Regions from separate parts of the Homo sapiens genome. Here region 1 is linked to region 2. The links are chromatin loops, found by intact Hi-C in ENCODE. Cell type or tissue: Caco-2. All regions are shown on one strand. Each heading gives the region's core, and the rest is flanking DNA. Links, peaks and the distances in the headings are about the cores only.

The links. Peaks named below come from ENCODE experiments on the same cell type or tissue, not always from the same donor. Only the 100,000 strongest peaks of a DNase experiment are listed, where the experiment ranks them.
Region 1: it touches region 2 in a loop (13-fold over the local background); 4 of 110 quality-filtered maps call a loop at or near these places.

Annotation. Positions count from the first base shown.
Region 1 is chr11:60,883,675-60,893,655 of GRCh38, forward strand. It overlaps PRPF19 (pre-mRNA processing factor 19), which reads right to left. Exons shown (of 16, transcript NM_014502.5): 16 at 6,873-7,589. The coding sequence ends at 7,492. Among named protein-coding and RNA genes, the nearest start is that of PRPF19, 18 kb to the right of the region's middle. In Caco-2, for the core only: a CTCF peak has its summit at 4,035 (motif pointing left); DNase peaks (open chromatin) are centred at 4,037 and 6,513.
Region 2 is chr11:60,696,749-60,706,729 of GRCh38, forward strand. MS4A8 (membrane spanning 4-domains A8) reads left to right here and starts at 2,864. Exons shown (of 7, transcript NM_031457.2): 1 at 2,864-3,027; 2 at 4,112-4,331; 3 at 6,630-6,752. The coding sequence starts at 4,113. LOC105369321 (a long non-coding RNA gene) reads right to left here and starts at 7,181. Exons shown (of 6, transcript XR_001748240.2): 1 at 6,991-7,181; 2 at 6,247-6,306. RefSeq lists enhancers at 3,908-4,409, 4,410-4,909. In Caco-2, for the core only: a CTCF peak has its summit at 4,693 (motif pointing right); a DNase peak (open chromatin) is centred at 4,683.

The DNA.
Region 1 (9,981 bases), core at 753-8,752, 190 kb after region 2:
AGAAAGAAAGATGTTCTTTGAAACCAATGAGAACAAAGACACAACATACCAGAATCTCTGGGACACATTTAAAGCAGTACATAGAAGGAAATTTATAGCACTAAATGCCCACAAGAGAAAGCAGGAAAGATCTAAAATTGACACCCTAACATCACAATTAAAAGAACTAGAGAAGCAAGAGCAAACACATTCAAAAGCTAGCAGAAGGCAAGAAATAACTAAGATCAGAGCAGAACTGAAGGAGATAGAAACACGAAAAACCCTTCAAAAAATCAATGAATCCAGGAGCTGATTTTTTGAAAAGATCAACAAAATTGATAGACTGCTAGCAAGACTAATAAAGAAGAAAAGATAGAAGAATCAAATAGATGCAATAAAAAATGATAAATGGGATATCAACACCGATCCCACAGAAATACAAACTACCATCAGAGAACACTATAAACACCTCCATGCAAATAAACTAGAAAATCTAGAAGAAATGGATAAACTCCTCAACACATACACCCTCCCAAGACTAAACCAGGAAGAAGTTGAATCCCTGAATAGACCAACAATAGGCTCTGAAATTGAGGCAACAATAGCCTACCATCCAGAAAAAGTCCAGACCAGACGGATTCACAGCCAAATTCTACCAGAGGTACAAAGAGGAGCTGGTACCATTCCTTCTGAAACTATTCCAATCAATAGAAAAAGAGGGACTCCTCCCTAACTCATTTTATGAGGCCAGCGTCATCCTGATACCAAAGCCTGGCAGAAATACAACAAAAAAGGAGAATTTTAGACCAATATCCCCAAATGAACATCGATGCAAAAATCCTCAATAAAATACTGGCAAACTGAATCCAGCAGCACATCAAAAAGCTTATCCACCACAATCAAGTTGGCTTCATCACTGGGATGCAAGGCTGGTTCAACATACGCAAATCAATAAACATAATCCATCACATAAACAGAACCAATGACAAAAACCACATGATAATCTCAATAGATGCAGAAAAGGCCTTCGACAAAATTCAACAGCCCTTCATGCTAAAAACTTTCAATAGACTAGGTATTTCTTTTGTTTTGTTTCATTTTGTTTTTTTGAGAAGGAGTCTTGCTCTGTCGCCCAGGCTGGAGTGCAGTGGCACGATTTCTGCTCACTGCAAGCTCTGCCTCCCGGGTTCACACCATTCTCCTGCCTCAGCCTCCTGAGTAGCTGGGACTACAGGCGCCCGCCACCACGCCCGGCTAATTTTTTGTATTTTTAGTAGAGATGGGGTTTCACTGTGTTAGCCAGGATGGTCTCGATGTCCTAACCTTGTGATCCGCCTGCCTCAGCCTCCCAAAGTGCTGGGATTACAGGCGTAAGCCACCGCGCCCAGCCCTAGACTAGGTATTGATGGGATGTATCTCAAAATAATCAGAGTTATTTATGACAAACCCACAGCCAATATCATACCGAATGGGCAAAAACTGGAAGCATTCCCTTTGAAAACTGGCACAAGACAGGGATGCCCTCTCTTACCACTCCTATTCAACACAGTGTTGGAAGTTCTGGCCAGGACAATCAGGCAAGAGAAAGAAATAAAGCGTATTCAATTAGGAAAAGAGGAAGTCAAATTGTCCCTGTTTGCAGATGACATGATTGTATATTTAGAAAACCCCATCGTCTCCACCCAAAATCTCCTTAAGCTGATAAGCAACTTCAGCAAAGTCTCAGGATACAAAATCAATGTGCAAAAATCACAAGCATTCCTATATACCAATAACAGGCCAAATCATGAGTGAACTCCCATTCAGAATTGCTTCAAAGGGAATAGAATACCTAGGAATCCAACTTACAAGGGATGTGAAGGACCTCTTCAAGAACTACAAACCACTGCTCAACAAAATAAAAGAGGACACAAACAAATGGAAGAACATTCTATGCTCATGGATAGGAAGAATCAATATCATGAAAATGGCCATACTGCCCAAGGTAATTTATAGATTCAATGCAATCCCCATCAAGCTACCAATGACTTTCTTCACAGAATTGGAAAAAACTACTTTAAAGTTCATATGGAACCAAAAAAGAGCCCACGTTGCCAAGACAATCCTAAGCCAAAAGAACAAAGCTGGAGGCATCATGCTACCTGACTTCAAACTACACTACAAGGCTACAGTAACCAAAACAGCATGGTACTGGTACCAAAACAGAGATATGGACCAATGGAACAGAACAGAGCCCTCAGAAATAATACCACACATCTACAACCATCTGATCTTTGACAAACCTGATAAAAACAAGAAATGGGGAAAGGATTCCCTATTTAATAAATGGTGCTGGGAAAACTAGCTAGCCATATGTAGAAAGCTGAAACTGGATCCCTTCCTTAAACCTTACACAAAAATTAATTCAAGATGGATTAAAGACTTAAATGTTAGACCTAAAACCATAAAAACCCTAGAAGAAAACCTAGGCAATACCATTCAGGACCTAGGCATGGGCAAGGACTTCATGACTAAAACACCAAAAGCAATGGCAACAAAAGCCAAAATTGACAAATGGGATCTAAATAAACTAAAGAGCTTCAGCACAGCAACAGAAACTACCATCAGAGTGAACAGGCAACCTACAAAATGGGAGAAAATTTTTACAATCTACCCATCTGACAAAGGGCTAATATTCAGAATCTACAAAGAACTTAAACAAATTTATAAGAAAAAAATCAAACGACCCCATCAGAAAGTGGGCAAAGGATATGAACAGACACTTCTCAAAAGAAGATATTTATGCAGCCAACAGACATGAAAAAATGCTCATCACTGGCCATCGGAGAAATGAAAATCAAAACCACAGTGAGATACCATCTCACACCGGTTAGAATGGCGATCATTAAGAAGTCAGGAAACAACAGGTGCTGGAGAGGATGTGGAGAAATAGGAACACTTTTACACTGTTGGTGGGACTGTAAACTAGTTCAACCATTGTGGAAGACAGTGTGGCGATTCCTCAAGGATCTAGAGCTAGAAATCCCATTTGACCCAGCCATCCCATTACTGGGTATATACCCAAAGTATTATAAATCATGCTTCTATAAAGACACATGCACACATATGTTTATTGTGGCACTATTCACAATAGCAAAGACTTGGAACCAACCCAAATGTCCATCAGTGATAGACTGGATTAAGAAAATGTGGCACATATACACCATGGAATACTACACAGCCATAAAAAAGAATGAGTTCATGTCCTTTATAGGGACATGGATGAAGCTGGAAACCATCATTCTGAGCAAACTATCGCATGGACAGAAAACCAAACACCGCATGTTCTCACTCACAGGTAGGAATTGAACAATGAGAACACTTAGACACAGGGTGGGGAACATCACACACCAGGGCCTGTCCTGGGGTGGGCGGAGGTGGGAGGCATAGCATGAGGAGATATACCTAATGTAAATGACGAGTTAACGAGTTAACACACCAACATGGCACATGCATACATATGTAACAAACCTGCATGTTGTGCACATGTACCCTAGAAGTTAAAGTATAATAATTTAAAAAAACACTAAGAAATTTAACACACAAAAAAATGCCACACAGAAGACCTGTCAGACCAATCAATGTTTAGATTCTATTAGAAATGCTATTTAAAAAAATAAATAAATAAAACTAAAAATAAAAATTCTCAAGAGCCCTACGAAGTAGGCACCAGGAACTGACTTTTCAGATGAAGAAACTGAGACATAAAGATGCACATCACAGAAAGGTGCAGAGCTGGGATTCAAACCTGGGCTGCTGGCTCCAGAGCCTGCATTTAACTATGATACTACCTCCTGCAAAGCTGAGCAGTGGGTCATTAGCTGCCCATGCCTATCTTAATCAGCTTGGTCTCTGAAGCCACACGGCTTAAAAACCCTAGCTGCGTTATTTACTGGGTGGCCTAAACAAGGCACTTCTCTGAGCTTGTCTTCTCATCTATAGACTGGGGACACCACCACCTGTCTGGCAGGGTCATTCTGTGGTACTGTGAGGAGCTCCATCACAGTACCAACGTTACTGGGGAGACTGCTGTGACTACACTGCCCCCAGGTGACCTCCTTGGTTAGTGCTCCAAGCTCAGGAACAATATAGATGCTTCCTCACTTTCAATAGCGGAGGCTAAGCAGGGTTTGATCACCAAAGGCCCAAGTGCACAAAAGATGCAGTAATCACTGATAATATCACCGAACAATTTCCCTATGGACACCTGGGACTACTGACTGCTGCTGGGTCCTAAATACAAAACTCACTAGCTAGACAACAGAGGTGAGTCCTTTAGAATCCACCAACCCCCAACCAAGATCTACTTCCAGAAGGTTCACCTACAAGGCAGCTGGGCCAACATCTGGTGAGCTGTGGCAGGAGGTGATAGCTCTTCATTCATTTTGGCTGATATAACTAACATTCTGTCAAGCCCTCTGTGTTTACTTATCAAAGAAAGAGACAGACGTTGCCTGGGCATTGGACTGAGCCCCAAGGTTGAATCTCTCAATCTGCCACTTGGCAGCAGTGTGACATGAGCTGAAGAGATGAATGATAGCAACGGATACCTGGTTCTGCTCTTAAGATTCTAAGTGGGAAAGACAAATGCGCAAACACCTTCAAGGTAACACAGAGCTATGCTAAAGGCATGAACCATGGGCTCCAAGAAAGCTCACTCACCTGGCAGGGCAGCAATGGGCTCCAGAGGCTTCCTGAAGGACTTGGTCTATCTCTGGGGAGGGCAGACTCCAGGGAGAGGGAGCAGGAGAGTGGTAATAGTTAATAGTAGCAGCATTTATGATGTGCAATTCCTATTCTAAGCACTTGTCACATTCACTTAATCCTTACTATATCTCTAGTAAGTACACTATCCCCATCTTTTGGATGAAGAAACTCAAACAGAAAAAAGTTAAATAATCTGTCCAAGGTCTTGCAGCAACTAAGTGCCAGAACTGGGATTCAAAGCCAGAGAGTCCAGTGCCAGGACTATGCTCCCACCTTCTGCTCCGTTCTGCAAAGGAAGAGCGGTATGAAGTCCTATGCAGGGACCAAGAATCTGCTGAGTTGCTGGACAGCAAAGAGCAAGGTTGTTTTCTTTTTTCTGAGACAGAGTCTCGCTCTGTCACTAGGCTGGAGTGCAGTGGCACAATCTCAGCTCACCGCAACCTCTGCCTCCCGGGTTCAAGCGATTCTCCTGCCTCAGCCTCCCAAGCAGCTGGGACTACAGGCATGCACCATCACACCCAGCTAATTTTTTGTATTTTTAGTAGAGATGGGGTTTCACCATGTTGGCCAGGATGGTCTCCATCTCCTGACCTCAGGCAATCCACCCACCTCGGCCTCCCAAAGTGCTGGGATTACAGGCATGAGCCACCACACCCGGCCAAGGGCAAAGTTGTTTTAAGAATTAAATGAGTGGCTGGGCGTGGTGGCTCACGCCTATAATCTCAGGACTTTCGGAGGCTGAGGCTGGCGGATGACCTGAGGTCGGGAGTTCGACCTCAACCCTCTCCCACTCGAGTGACCCATTCTACCATCTGCAAACCATAGCTGTTGTTAGCCCACCTTTTAACTAGGCAGTTGTCCTAACTTTTTTTTAAAGTATGTCCTGCCTTGGGAGAACTGTATGATTGGTCTTTTTTTTTTTTCTTCCCCAAGACGGAGTCTTGCTCTGTCCCCCAGGCTGGAGTGCAGTGGCACAATCCCAGCTCACTGCAACCTCCACCTCCTGGGTTCAAGCAATTCTCCTGTCTCAGCCTCCCGAGTAGCTGGGATTACAGGAACCTGCCACCATGCTCAGCTAATTTTTGTATTCTTAGTAGAGATGGGGTTTCACCTTCTTGGCCAGGCCGGTCTCGAACTCTTGATCTCGTGATCCGCCCGCCTTGGCCTCTGGAAGTGCTGAGATTACAGGCGTGAGCCACCGCACCTGGCCCAGGTCTTTTCTTAATAATAAACACTGGTGTAAGTTAAATGGTTTATATTCAACTTGTATAAGTTAAGTGGTTTCTTTACTGTGGGGTTTTTCAGCTTTCCCTAGCTAGTAGGCATCCTGACCCTCCCAGGCAGATACGGCATGCCGAGCTTCCCTGACAACAGAACACTGCCCCAGCAAAACATGCCTGGAGGTCTCCTGTTATGTCCACAATATGGCCTACCATACTTTGCCCCCAAAGCTCCCCTCCTGGTAACACCCCATTTCTCAGCTCCCCTTCTCAGCACTATTTTTTGTCTATAATCACTGACTCCCACACTTCCTCACCTCATATCCTCTTACCCCACTCCAGGGAGGCAGCCAGCCCCGACCTTCCACTGGGATGGCCCTTGTCAGGGGACTGTCAATCACCCCAGACTGTACACCATGGTTCCCCCGACTTTGCCACCATGACCTCCTTCCTGTTCCTCCATATATCTCGCTCAGTCCAGCCCTAGAACCTGCTCTCTGCCTGCCAACACTCCTCCCCTCTCAGGTCCCTCTCATTCCAGCTTCAGCTTCATCACCACCACTTCAGAGGCCTTTCCTGACCTGCAATCTAAAGCAGTCACGTGACCCTACAGGAATTCCCTATAAGGCACATTCATTATCAGATCTTTGTCCCGAAACCAGTCCTACCACAGCTTTTCAATCGCCAGAGTCAATAAAAAAATCTCCTTTTTGACTTATGCCAGCTGAGGACAGGCTAGAAAGCCTACAACTAAAGAACCCTGATGGAGATGCTCAGACCTCCCCACCAGCAAGATCCAGCTAATCTTCCCTGCAGGTCTCCCTCCCTTCCAGGCTTGTGTAGGAAACCAAGTCTACAAGGCAAGTGGCAGGACTAGTGACTTGAGGCCTTTAGACACAAGGTCAAGAACCGCAGGGACATGGCAAATTTCATCTGCAGATTTGTTTTTATTTCTGCTGTGCAATTAAAAAAAAAAAAAAAGGGTAAGAGCTGTGAAAGGAAAGGAAGATGGGCTTCCCGGAAGCCAGTGTCCCAGTGTGTGCTCCCTCCCCTTGACCTTCCCAGTCCCAGGTGCTCCTGGTGCAGACAGACACGGGGAGGTGGTTATGGTTATTGTTTTCTTTTTTTAATGAAACTAGATCACTGCTTACAAAACCCTGCACAAGCCCTCCTGCCCATCCCCTTCACAGTTCCCTTGGCTCAGCCTCTCCTGTCTCACAGGAACTGCAACAAAATGGGTGTGGAACAGCCACCACCACGTCCATTGAACGACAGGAAGGGAGAGGCCCTGGGCTCCGACCCTGGGCCTTAAGAGGGTGACAGTTCTTCCTTCCACATCCGTTCCCATGGGGCCTGGAGTTGCATGGATGAGGGTGGTCCATGCCACCATGGTTCTCAGGCCACCACTCAGACCAGAGTGAAATGATGTGAATGTCCCACCCCACAGAGCCCCCTCCCCCCATAGATTCCCCCCACCCCCCCCCCCAAACCCTAATTCTACCCCTCTACTGAGATGAGGCCCAGCTTCCATCAGAAGGGCCAGGGCCTACAGGCTGTAGAACTTGAGGCTTCTGTCCATGCCTGTTGAAGCGATGAACTTGGCGTGATGCCCGAAGGCCACCCCTGTGGTCAGGCCGCTATGCTCTGAGGAGAAAGATAAGAGGCAACTGTGAGAAGGCTTTTCCTCCTTTAGTCTGAACACTGATCCCTAATAACAGATTCCCAAACAACCAGGCCTTCTCTAATTAGTATTTATCACACCGCAGGCTCCTGTTTGTTTTCCCTAGGCTGACCTGCACACTACCCCCAGTGCCTCCCTCAGTGCCTGGCATTTTTCACTGGTGGGATGAATGAATAAAGCAATGCCAGCCCCCCCTTCTCACCTGAGCTTTCTGGGCAACTGCAGTTCGGCTAGGTTTAGTTGAAAAACCTCAGAGCTCAGCTTGTTTATGCCTAGTGCTCACTACTTGCTCGTAAGTGGAACAGTCCATCAGCATTTTCTAGCTCATAGTGTTCCAACCCCAGGGCACTCAGGCCCCTAACACAGAGCAGGACCAGATAAGAGGCAGATGAGGCTGGGCAACATTCCTCATGGGACTCCAGAAATTCATGAACATCTGGCCAAATTCCTTCTAGATTTAGGATCACACCTGGAGTCAACCAACTCCCCATTAAAAAGCTCACGCTGTATTTTCAGCTACCTAACTCGGTTCTAAATCAAAACACCAGGTACAGTACAGGGTGAAAACCGGTGAGCCATATTGTTAGGATGGACACCTTTGTTATACAAACACACTGAGCAGGGCTCAGGAGAATACGGGGCAAGAAGAAATATCTTGTATCCTGCTCACAACCTGCTAATGAGGACGAGAATTTCATCAACACACACAGCAGTAGCTCCCATTCATGTAGCATCTTAAGTGAGCATCAGGCACCCTGTTACCAGCATATTAGCATGCCATCTCCACAACACCAGCTGTCACACCCTGCAAAGCTGTGCCAATATTCCCATTTTCTAGATGAAGGAGTTCAAGATCTGAAAGGGAAAGTCACGTACCCAGGGCCACATAACTGTTAGGTTAGAAACCCTGTTACCCATTCTCTCAGCATCTCATGCTTTTCTTCTCTAGCACTTATAATTGCAATTAAATGTGTACATGTGAAATTAATCTACATCTGCCTTACTAACCTGACTATAAATTACATCAGTGCCCAAATCGGGTCTGTTTTATTCACTGCTCTATCCCACCACAGACTAAGACCCAATGCTGAGTGAGAACAACTGCAAATCCTGACTACGTGCCAGACACCGTTCTGACCTATGTATTCACAGACGGTCCCCGATTTACCATGGTTCAACTTGCAATATTTTCAGCTTATGATGCACTTATCAGGATGTGGCTCCATCGTATATCAAGGAGCACCTGTATGTATTTTCATCTAAACCTCAACAACCCCACTGAGTCTATAGTTACCATTCCCACTTTTCTGAGAGGTTAAGTAATATTGGATCTCAGAAAACAATACCCCAAAGTATGGTGGTTTGGCACGCTGAGGGCTTTGAACCAAGGTCTCTCTGACCATGTCCTGCCCTCCTGTCTCTTGCCCCTCTTTCTCTAAGGGCAGGTCATCTGAAAGGAACATCATGAATCCCCTTCCTGGGAATCTCAACCAGGGAAAATGAACTGGTCTCACAAGAGAGAAGACTAGATGCCAGTCTTTGTCACAGACTGTCATGCATTATTTATCTAAGGTCTGCTCTGAGACAACTTTTATTACCTGAGAGACTCTGTAGTGCACTTCCTCCCCATCCCCCCACATAACTTGTGTCACCACCACCCCCTAGAAGCCTTAGGCCCCTACTCCCTTCTGCAGTTCAGGATGCCATAGAGTCATGTGTCACATAATGACATGTCAGCGACGGACCACACAAACACTGGTCCCATAAGATTACAGTGGAGCTGAAAAATTCCTATCACCAAGTGATGTCATAACCATCATCATGTCACAATGCAATGCATTATTCACGTTTGTGGGGATACAGGTATAAACAAATCTACTACACTGCCAGTTGTATAAAAGTATAATATAGCTAGGCGCGGTGGCTCACGCCTGTAATCCCAGCACTTTGGGAGGCCGAGGTGGGCAGATCACGAGGTCAGGAGTTTGAGATCAGCCTGGCCAACATAGTGAAACCTCATCTCTACTACAAATACAAGTACAAAAAAAAAAAAATTAGCCAGATGTGGTGGCACACGCCTGAAGTCCCAGCTACTCGGGAGGCTGAGGCAGGAGAATCACTTGAACCCAGGAGGCGGAGGTTGCAGTGAGCCAAGACCATGCCATTGCACTCCAGCCTGGGTGACAGAGCAAGACTCAATCTCAAAAAAAAAAAAAGTATAACATAATTAGGTACAGTACGTTACTGGTTTATGTACAGACATATCTCAGGGACATCGCTGGTTCAGCTCCAGGCTACCAATAAAGCAAATATTGCAATAAGGCAAGGCACACAAATTTTTTTGGTTTCTCACTA
Region 2 (9,981 bases), core at 966-8,965:
TCTTACCAAAACCTGTGGGATACAGTGAAAGTAGTTCTATGAGGGAAATTTATAGCATTAAATGCCTACATCAAAAAAAGCAGAAAGATGACAAATTAACAGCTTAATATTGTATCTCAAGGATGTAGAGAAACAAGGAGAAATCAAACCCGAAATTGGCAGAAGAAAAAAAAAAAGATCAAGGCAGGACTAAATAAATCAGAAATGAAAAAAGAATAAAAAGGATCAACGAAATGAAAAGTTTGTTCCTTGAAAAGATAAAATTGATAAACCACTAGCTAGACTAATAAAAGGGAGAGAAGATTCAAATAAACACAATCAGAATTGAAAATGAAGACATTACAATTGATACCACAGCAATACAAAAGGCTCTGACATAAGGATTTGGGTGCTTACTTGGGAAGTGACCCAAGACTCACTGTGAAAAAAAATGGAAAAGTGATACCAAAAAAAGGAAGAAAGTCAATAGACTATGTATTAATGAATGAGTTCTGTTATAGGGAACTGGTGCTTAATCCTGTTGGAGACTCTCTAAGAGACAGTTGAAACACACTTCAAAATTATTTCTCTTAGGGGACAGAGAAGCTAGGGTAGTTATCCAGCATATGCACGTTACACTGGATAGGAAAAATTCTTGTGGGATTAACTTCCCAGCACCTATGGCCTGCCCCATACCTATGCATCCTCGGAAAAGAAAGGAGTTGTCCATAGATGTGGAGACTGGCTGAAGATGCAGCATCAATACAGCATTTGCTGCAGAGTTTGCTCAGAGTTTGAGGCTGCAGTGAGCTATGATCACGTTACTGTACTCTAGCTTGAGCAAGACCCTGTCTCAAGACCTCCAGAGTGGATCAAGGGGATATAGATGCTGCATCAACAGCATTTGCTGAAGTAGGTTTGGACAATAATAATCTCCCTTGTATGTCTCCGGTCCCTTCTAGAAAGTTGGCACCACTTCTATAAACTCAATTAAAAGGTGACAAATTTCATCTTCTACAATATCTGGTTAAACCTGGTCCTGAATGTCCCACGTGCACTAGGGCTTAGCCACCTATATGTCCTCATTCAGATGCCTCTTATTATTTCTGTCAATACAGTTTGGTTCATGTTATTCGTCTTTACAAAAAGCTATTGAGTTACTTTATAGAGTTAGACAAATGCTAAAGTTCATTTGGAAAAACAAACATGCAAGAATAGCCATAAAATATAATGAAAAAGGAAAAATTACACAGGAGACTAACCCTACAGGACATTGAAGTACACTGGAAAGCCTCTATAATTAAAACATTGTTGAAATAACACATGAATAGACAAATAGACCAATAGAAAGTAAAAGAAAGACCAGAATTAGAACCAAATGCATATAGAAATTTAGGCTGTGACAAAGGTGGCATTTCAAATGCCGCTGAAGAGAAGATGAGCTATTTAATAAATTGCCCTGGGGCAGCCAGGTAGACTTTTGGAAAAATTTAAAATTAGACCCACATCTCATAGCATTCACAAAAAAATACATTTTACATGTATTAAGAATCAAAATGTAAAAAGTAAAACAATACAAGTATTAGAAGAAAACACAGCTAAATTCCTGTTTAATCTTAGTGTTAGGAAAGGCTTTCAAACAATGACTCAAATGCATAGGTAATAAAAGATAAGACTGATAAATTTTACTACAAAAATTTTTAAAATTTTTCTTGACAGAAAACCACCCTAAACAAAATCAAAAGACACTGTCAAAATTGGAGAATATACCAAAGACAAAGACCTAAAATCCCTAGTATGTAAAGAACTCTTTAAAAATTAAGGGACAAAGGTCCAGGAATCTGATAGAAAAAATGGGTAAAGAAGTAAAATTTGGGTTAGGCATGGTGGCTCACTCCTGTAATCCCTGCACTTTGGGAGGCCGAGGCAGGAGAATCATTTGAGGCCAGGAATTGAAGACCAGCCTGGGCAGCATAGTGAAATCCTGTCTCTACAAAAAATTTTAAGATTTAGCTGGCCACAGTAGTGCGTGCCTGCAGTCCCAGCTATTCAGGAGGCTGAGGCAGGTGGATTGCTTGAGCCTGGGAGTTTGAGGCTGCAGTGAACTATCACTGCACTCCAGCCTGAGCAAGACCCTGTCTCTAAAAAATACAAACAACAACAAAAAAGTGAAGTCTGACTCCAGCTACCTTTTCATCTTTTTTACATTCAATGTCCTTCACTGTGAGCCATTCCCAACATATCTCTACCTTCTCTTCCCCAAGACTTTTCCCTTTCCATACCCTCAACGGTGTTCTTTTTGTTTTGACCATCTTACAATGTTCTAGCCATCCCATCAACTTCATTTGTTCTTCATTGTTCACCTTCTTCAACGGTAAATCTGTCATGGACTATTACATGCAGCTGTTTTTGTACTGTGCAATTCACACGATGTATGTCATAGATATGTGGAATGCCCTCCCATGGATGGCTTCTGATTTTCTATTGGCTCTGACTTGGATGAAAATAGATCTAAGTTGATTACAAGTCTCATTTCACTCGCTGTGATTCTATCCCTTTCTGGACTGCAGTTTATTGATTTCATATGCCACCTTCTGTTTGAAGTCTTCCCTAATCTCTTCAAGTCCAACAAATCATTTTCTCCTCTGTTCTCCTGTGGGGACATTTATCTCTCTTCTGTGGTGTTTATTTCATCCTGTCTCATGTTACAGCTAAATACAGCACACCCTGGGTGCCCAGTTCATTTCTGTGTCTCCCAGAGCAACCAGCCCAACCCTTTCTTCTCCATGGAGATTATACCATAGACTCTTGTCAAATCAAACCATATTTAACTGGCTCATTAACCAAAACAGGAAATAAATACGAATGAAACTGAGCTCTAAGCAGCATGTAACCTGGCCTGCATCCAGGAAATAGAGGACTTCGGATCCTTCTAACCCTACCACCCAACTGGCCCCAGTACATTCATTCTCTCAGGAAAAAAAACAAGGTCCCCACAGCAAAGAAAAGGAATAGGATCAAGAGATACGTGGCTGCTGGCAGAGCAAGGTGAGTCTGCTTAATCTGGTGGTTGGTAACTGGGAGTTGGTGATAAGGTTTTTCTACCAAGTGAGACTTACGGCGAACCAGTGTGGATGAGGGATAGACAGAGTGTATTGTACTAGCTTTATTGAGTCTGCTCCAAGAGAAAGAAAGAGAAAGATAGGACATGGAGGGGGATGGGAGAAACAAAAAGAAAAAGAATTTTTAAAACCACATTAGAATGTATAAGTAGCCTAGAAAATTGAGCAGTGGAAGCCACCCAATGAACAGACACTGCCTTGGCAATGGGGCTTCCCTTGAGAAGGATAATCTCCATTTAACTAATATTGACATACCTGGGACCTTGGAGGATTCTTGTCCACTCTCTCACCCTGTTTCCTTTTCCAGAAAATGAGAGAATTGAACTCAATGTTGTCCAAGAGATTTTCTAGTTCTGAACTTTTGCTTTCAGCCAGTACTAACATATGCAAAGCAGCACTCTAAACACTATGAGAGGCCGGGTGCGGTGGTTCACATCTGTAATCCCAGCACTTTGGGAGGCCGAGGCAAGCGGATCGCCTGAGGTCAGGAGTTCGAGACCAGCCTGGCCAACAGGGGGAAACCCCATCTCTACTAAAAATACAAAAATTAGCTGGGTGTGGTGGCGGGGGCCTGTAATCCCAGATACTCAGGAGGCTGAGGCAGGAGAATTGCTTGAACCTGGGAGGCGGAGGTTGCAGTGAGCCAAGATCGTACCACTGCACTCCAGCCTGGGTGACAGAGCCAGACTCTGTCTCAAAAAAAAATTAAAAAATAAACACTATGAGAGACACAAAGATGGAAAAGATGGACCCCTTGCCCTCTGGTAGCCTTTAGCCTCTTTGAGTCTTAGTTTTCTCATCTGTAAAACTGGGCGGGTGAGAGGATGAAAGGAAATGTATTTGTAAAGCACCTCTTAAGTGCCCTATAACTGATATCTATTATTTGTAACATGGGATTCATAAACTTGTAGAGGGTTAAGATGCTCCAATGAGCTAGAAGAAGCAAAAGTCCTTTTTAAAGGACAAGTCCATATGTGAGGGAAAATTCTCTCGCATTTATTTCTTGGCAGCATGAATTCGATGACTTCAGCAGTTCCGGTGGCCAATTCTGTGTTGGTGGTGGCACCCCACAATGGTTATCCTGTGACCCCAGGAATTATGTCTCACGTGCCCCTGTATCCAAACAGCCAGCCGCAAGTCCACCTAGTTCCTGGGAACCCACCTAGTTTGGTGTCGAATGTGAATGGGCAGCCTGTGCAGAAAGCTCTGAAAGAAGGCAAAACCTTGGGGGTAAGTGAGATTTCCCTTTGCAGGCCACAGACTGCACAGCTGGAGTGATGGCAGGGGGAAGGGAAGGCCTGGGAAATACACAAACACTACATCCCGCAAGTGGGGCTGAGTTGATCGCGCCTTGCCAAGCACAGGTCTATTAGAAAGCTCAGCTGCACAACATCACAGGCGGCCTCTGCTCAGACCTTGTATTTTCTGATTTAGGCATTTTCGGAAAGAGAAAGAAAAGCAACAAAAAAGCAGCACGCTTGAAGGTTGATCCTGTTGCCAGGATCCACGCCCAGCCCTGTGGCCTCTGAAGAAAGGGGTCCCAGCAAGACCAAAATAGACCACAAGGTGGAGTCAGAATCCAATAAGATCGAATCAAATATTTGCCCAACAGGAAACAAAGCAGGTTAGGCAACCAACAACATAAATGGTCACCGCAACCCCTGAGAGGCTGTCCTGCGCTGGACAAAGAAAGGCCCATTTCACTGTGTAGCTGAATGATGGGCATGAATTTGGATGCAGACTGCCCGAGCTCCAACCCTAGCTCCACCCTCAGATAGTGCTCATGGGAACAAAAATTGATACAACCCTTAGGGAGGGAAATTTGTATCTGCCAAATTTACAAAATATCCAATAATTCCATTGCTGGAACTTCATCCTCCAGATATGCCTGTGCCCACAAAAACTGTGATATGTATGAGCTTATTCATTGCAGCGTGGTTTGTGATAACAAAAATATTGTAATATCCATCAATATAATACCGGTTAAGTCAGTATATTGGTTAAGTCAGTGTAATATACTGGTTAAGTCAGTGCATCCAAAGAATAAAATGTAGTGGAGCTATGAAAAGAACAAGAAAGCTCTTTGTGTAATGATAGGGACACACCCCAAGATATGGAGTTAATGGAAGAAAGTAAGGGGCAGACACTGTGTATAATTTGCTTACATTTATGTGAATTTAAGGAAGTAATATATTTGTATTTGCTACCACGTGTGTAATATACAAACATACACAGATGTTCTTTCATTTACAATGGGATTATGTCCCAGTGTACCCATCGTAAATTAAAAATATCATAAGTAAAAAATACATTTAATACATGTAGCCTACCAAACATCATAGCTTAGCCTCGCCTACCTTAAACAAGTTCAGAACACTTAGGTTAGCTTACAGCTGGGCAAAATCATCTAACACAAAGCCTATTTAATAGTGTTCTTGAATATCTAATGTAGTTTACTGAACACTGGACTGAAAATGAAAAGCAGAATGATTGTATGGGTACTCCAAATACGGTTTCTACTGAATTCATGTCACTTTCACACCATAATAAAGTTGAAAACTTTGTTTTTTTGAGACAGAGTCTCACTCTGTCACCCAGGCTGGAGCGCAGTGGCGCAGTCTTGGCTCACTGCAACCTCTGCCTCCTGGGTTTAAGCGATTCTCCCGCCTCAGCCTCCCAAGTAGCTGGGATTACAGGCACCCACCATCATGCCGAGCTAGTTTTTGTATTTTTGTAGAGACAGGGTTTCACCATGTTGGCCAGGCTGGTCTTGAACTCCTGACCTGTGATCCGCCCGTCTCAGCTTCCCAAAGTGCTGAGATTACAGGTGTGAGCCACTGTGCCTGGCCCACATGGCATTTTTTATAAGGACACCAATCATATTGGATTGGAGACCCACTCTACTCCAGTGTGACCTCATCTTGGCTGATTATATCTGCAACAACTCTGTTTTCAAATAGAGTCACATTCTGAGGCACTCAGCATTAGAATTTCAACACATGAATTTGGAGGAGGGTTGGGGGAGGGGAGCATAATTTAACACATAACAATATCCTAAAGAAATAAGAGATGAAGGCAAAGATTTACATAGAAGGATGTTTATCACAATGTTACATATAATAGAAAAAAGTAGAAATAATCTTACCTGTCCAATAACTCTGTCTCAACTACTCCACAGACCATCCATAATGGGATCTGAGCAGCCCTGAAAAAACATATGTTCCAAGAATACTTAATGCCATGAGGACACATTCATGATGAAATATTAAGTTAATAAAATTCAGGGGGCCATGTTGTGCTATCAAGGTATATATTTGAAAAGAATAATGGGAGAATACACCAAAATGTAAACAGTTGTTTTCTCCAGGCGGAGGGGAGATTACAGGTAGTTTTTATTTCATTTTTGTATTTCCCATATTACTTTTTAGACCATGAAAATAAAACATTTATTAAAATTAAAAGGAGGCTCATAGGGGAGGCAGGACCCAGCCTCAGAAACAAGACTTCAGCTTGTGGCTCTCCTGACAGGCCATCCAGATCATCATTGGCCTGGCTCACATCGGCCTCGGCTCCATCATGGCGACGGTTCTCGTAGGGGAATACCTGTCTATTTCATTCTACGGAGGCTTTCCCTTCTGGGGAGGCTTGTGGGTGAGTAACTCAAGTCCTCCTGCCGATGAGCTCCCAGAAGGTGCCAAGGCACTCAAGGCCACCTTGCCAAGTTGTGCAGCTGTGCCCTGCAGAAGGTTCCCAGCCACCCAAATGTGGGGGATAGGAAACCAGCCAGCCCTGGCCTCGTTCCGCAAGCATATTAGTTTGGTAGGGCCGGCCCAACAGAGTATAGCACCACAGGTTGGATGGCTTAAACAACAGAAATTTGTTATCTCACAGTTCTGGCGGCTGAAAGTCTGCGATGGAGATGTTAGCAGATGTTTTCCCCTAAGGTCTCTCTCCTTGGCTTGCAGAAGGTCGTCTTCTCCCTGAGCCTTTCCACGGCCTTCCTCCATGCCTGTGCCCTAGTCTCCTCTTCCTATGAGGACACCAGTCATTTTGGATTAGGGTCCCCCCTGATGACCTCATTTAACCTGAATGACGGTTTTAACAACCCTATCTCCAAACACAGTCAGATTCTGGAGCACTACAGATTAGGGCTTCAATCTACGAAATTTGGTGGGGGATAGAGGGTGTGGACACAATTCAGCCCATAATATCAAGCTACAACCCCGCAAGGTGACATCCCCTCAAAAGGGATGTATTTTCTTTTTACTTTTTTTTTTTTTTTTTTTTTTGAGATGGAGTCTCACTCTGTCGCCCAAGCTGGAGCGCAGTGGTGCAATCTCGGCTCACCGCAACCTCCCCCTCCCGGATTCAAGCAATTCTCCTGCCTCAGCCTCCCTAGTAGCTGGGATTACAGACGCGCACCACCACGCCCGGCTAATTTTTGTATTTTTAGTAGTGACAAGATTTCACCACGTTGGCCAGGCTGGTCTCAAACTCCTGACCTCAGGTGATCCACTTGCCTCAGCCTCCCAAAGTGCTGGGATTACAGGTGTGAGCCACCACACCCGGCCAAAAGGGATGTGTTTTCTTAATTCACAAAGAAAACATCCACATGTAAAAAATACACTGGGAATAGCCCCTGGCATTGTTGGACATAGGCCCACAAGCCTGAGCTCCAGGAGAAAAACACTCAGCAAAGGTGAAGAGTGGCTTCCCAGCTGTAGAACAGCAAGGGTTTGAGTGCTTGAGCACTGGGGACTCAATCTAGATCTGCAGATGGGCTTTGGGGGCTCCATTTTGGCAAAATACCTAATATGCTAAATGTGTATTATTTTTCTGGAAGGGTCCATAGCTTTCATCAGATTATCAGAGTGATCCGTGACTCCATAAAGTGTTAAGAACTACAGTCCTTCTTCCACATCAGTTTATTACCTTTATGGTTCCTTTGCAGTGTCCCCCTGCCCACACACACACACACACACACACATACACACACACACATACAAACAAACACACATACACACACACACACATACACACACACACTCTCTCTCTCTCTCCTTCTCCTCCCCTCTCCACCTTCCTTTCTCCTTTCTCTCCCTTCTGTTACAGTCTTCCTCCTGACTCACACACCTACATGTGACACTAATGCAACTTTCCTCATAAATGGCACAACTCCAGAGTAACCTAGGTGCCAGCCCAAGTCCCTCTACCTTATAAGAGTTAAATAAAATAGCCTAGAGCTATCTCCATCCCCGACAGCCACACAAGTTCTGCAAATGAACAGGGCTCCTCTAGCGAGGCTCTGCACACACCCAAACTCAGAACTCAGCCCCTTTCCCTCCCACAACCACTCACAAGATACCTGTTCCTGTATCTCTGACCTTCGTGGAATGTGGGGCTATGGAGAGGGCTAGCATCACGGCCACCCAGGCCTACCATTGAGCACACAATGCCTACCACGGAGCACTGGATTCCACCAAGTGCCAGTGAGCAGCAGGCAGTTGTCCTGGCATCTCAAATGCCTCACTGACCACGCCTCCTCCCACCAGGCTGCTGAGTCCCTTCAGCCCTCATGACCTTCCTCCTTTTGCTCTGCAGGGCAGTTGTGCTCTTTGCTGCCTTCTTGATCCCAGGACTGTCTTTCTATTTCCCAAAGATCATCAATATCCTCTTCTGAAACAAAGGCTCATCTCCTCTGGCACCTCAGAAGGACTGAGAGGGATACCAAAAGTCCAGCCCTTCCTCCCCATCAAATCTCTATAAACAGAAGGGTGTGAGCCTGAGATTTGTTTTTCCACTCATAGGAGAATATGGCCTTGGCCTTGGAAGGCAGAAACAGCTGGAATAAGTTTTCACTGTAAATAACTATGTCCACTCTATGGCACATGCATCTGCCGTGGGTGGGAGGGAGTATGGAGTGAGGGTTAGGAACATGGAGTCTGAAATCAAGCTGTCTGGATTTGATTCTCAAATGCATGTGCCATAGAGTGGAAACACTTATTTACAATGAAAACTCCGCTGGATGATGTTGTGTGAGTTGTTCAAAATCTCTAAGCCTCAGTCTCCTCATTGATAAAATGGCAAGAGTAATACTGCTTGATGGGCCACCATGTGGTTAAATGAGGCGAGGTTGAACAAGTACTTCATCTGTTGGGGGGAGGGCGGTGATGGGTTGCTAGTCGGTACGTGGCTTCTTTTGGGGCCGTTGCAAATGTTCTAACTTACATTGTAGTGATGATTGCACAACTTTATAAATATACTAAAAATAATTGCATAATATACTTTAAATGGGTGAATTATATGATACATGAATTATATGTCAATGAAGCCTTTTCTAAAAAAGCATTTTCTATAGTGCCCCACAAATGGTAGCTCCTATTAAATATAGCTCATGCCCTCTCATACCACTCTTGCTAGCCCACTGGGCAAATGATGGCAGGCAATCCCATCAGCCACAGTGCCTGCGGAATACCATGTTGGATGAAATGCACGCAATTGACATCATCATCCTCGTATTTGATGTTCAGCATCATAGCGACACAATGTTTATCTGAGTAACTAAAAGTTATTTGTCCAGATATGCAGGCAGGCAAGGATTGATGTCAGGCTTCTATCTAAAAGCAGCAGAGAAGACGCTGGTAACCCCTTCCTTCTCCCCTCCAGAGCCCCCAAACCTAACTGAATCTTGATATAAAGATTGGAAAACAATAGGGTGTACTTGTGGGAAAATAAAATACAAGGAAATAATCCAACATTTGAGCATCTACTAAGTGTAAAGATATACTAAATGCCAGATGTAGGGCATAAGTTGTCTCATGACAATGACACTTGGGAAGAGCTATAAATTTTTCCATTTTGTAGATGAGGAAATAAAGAC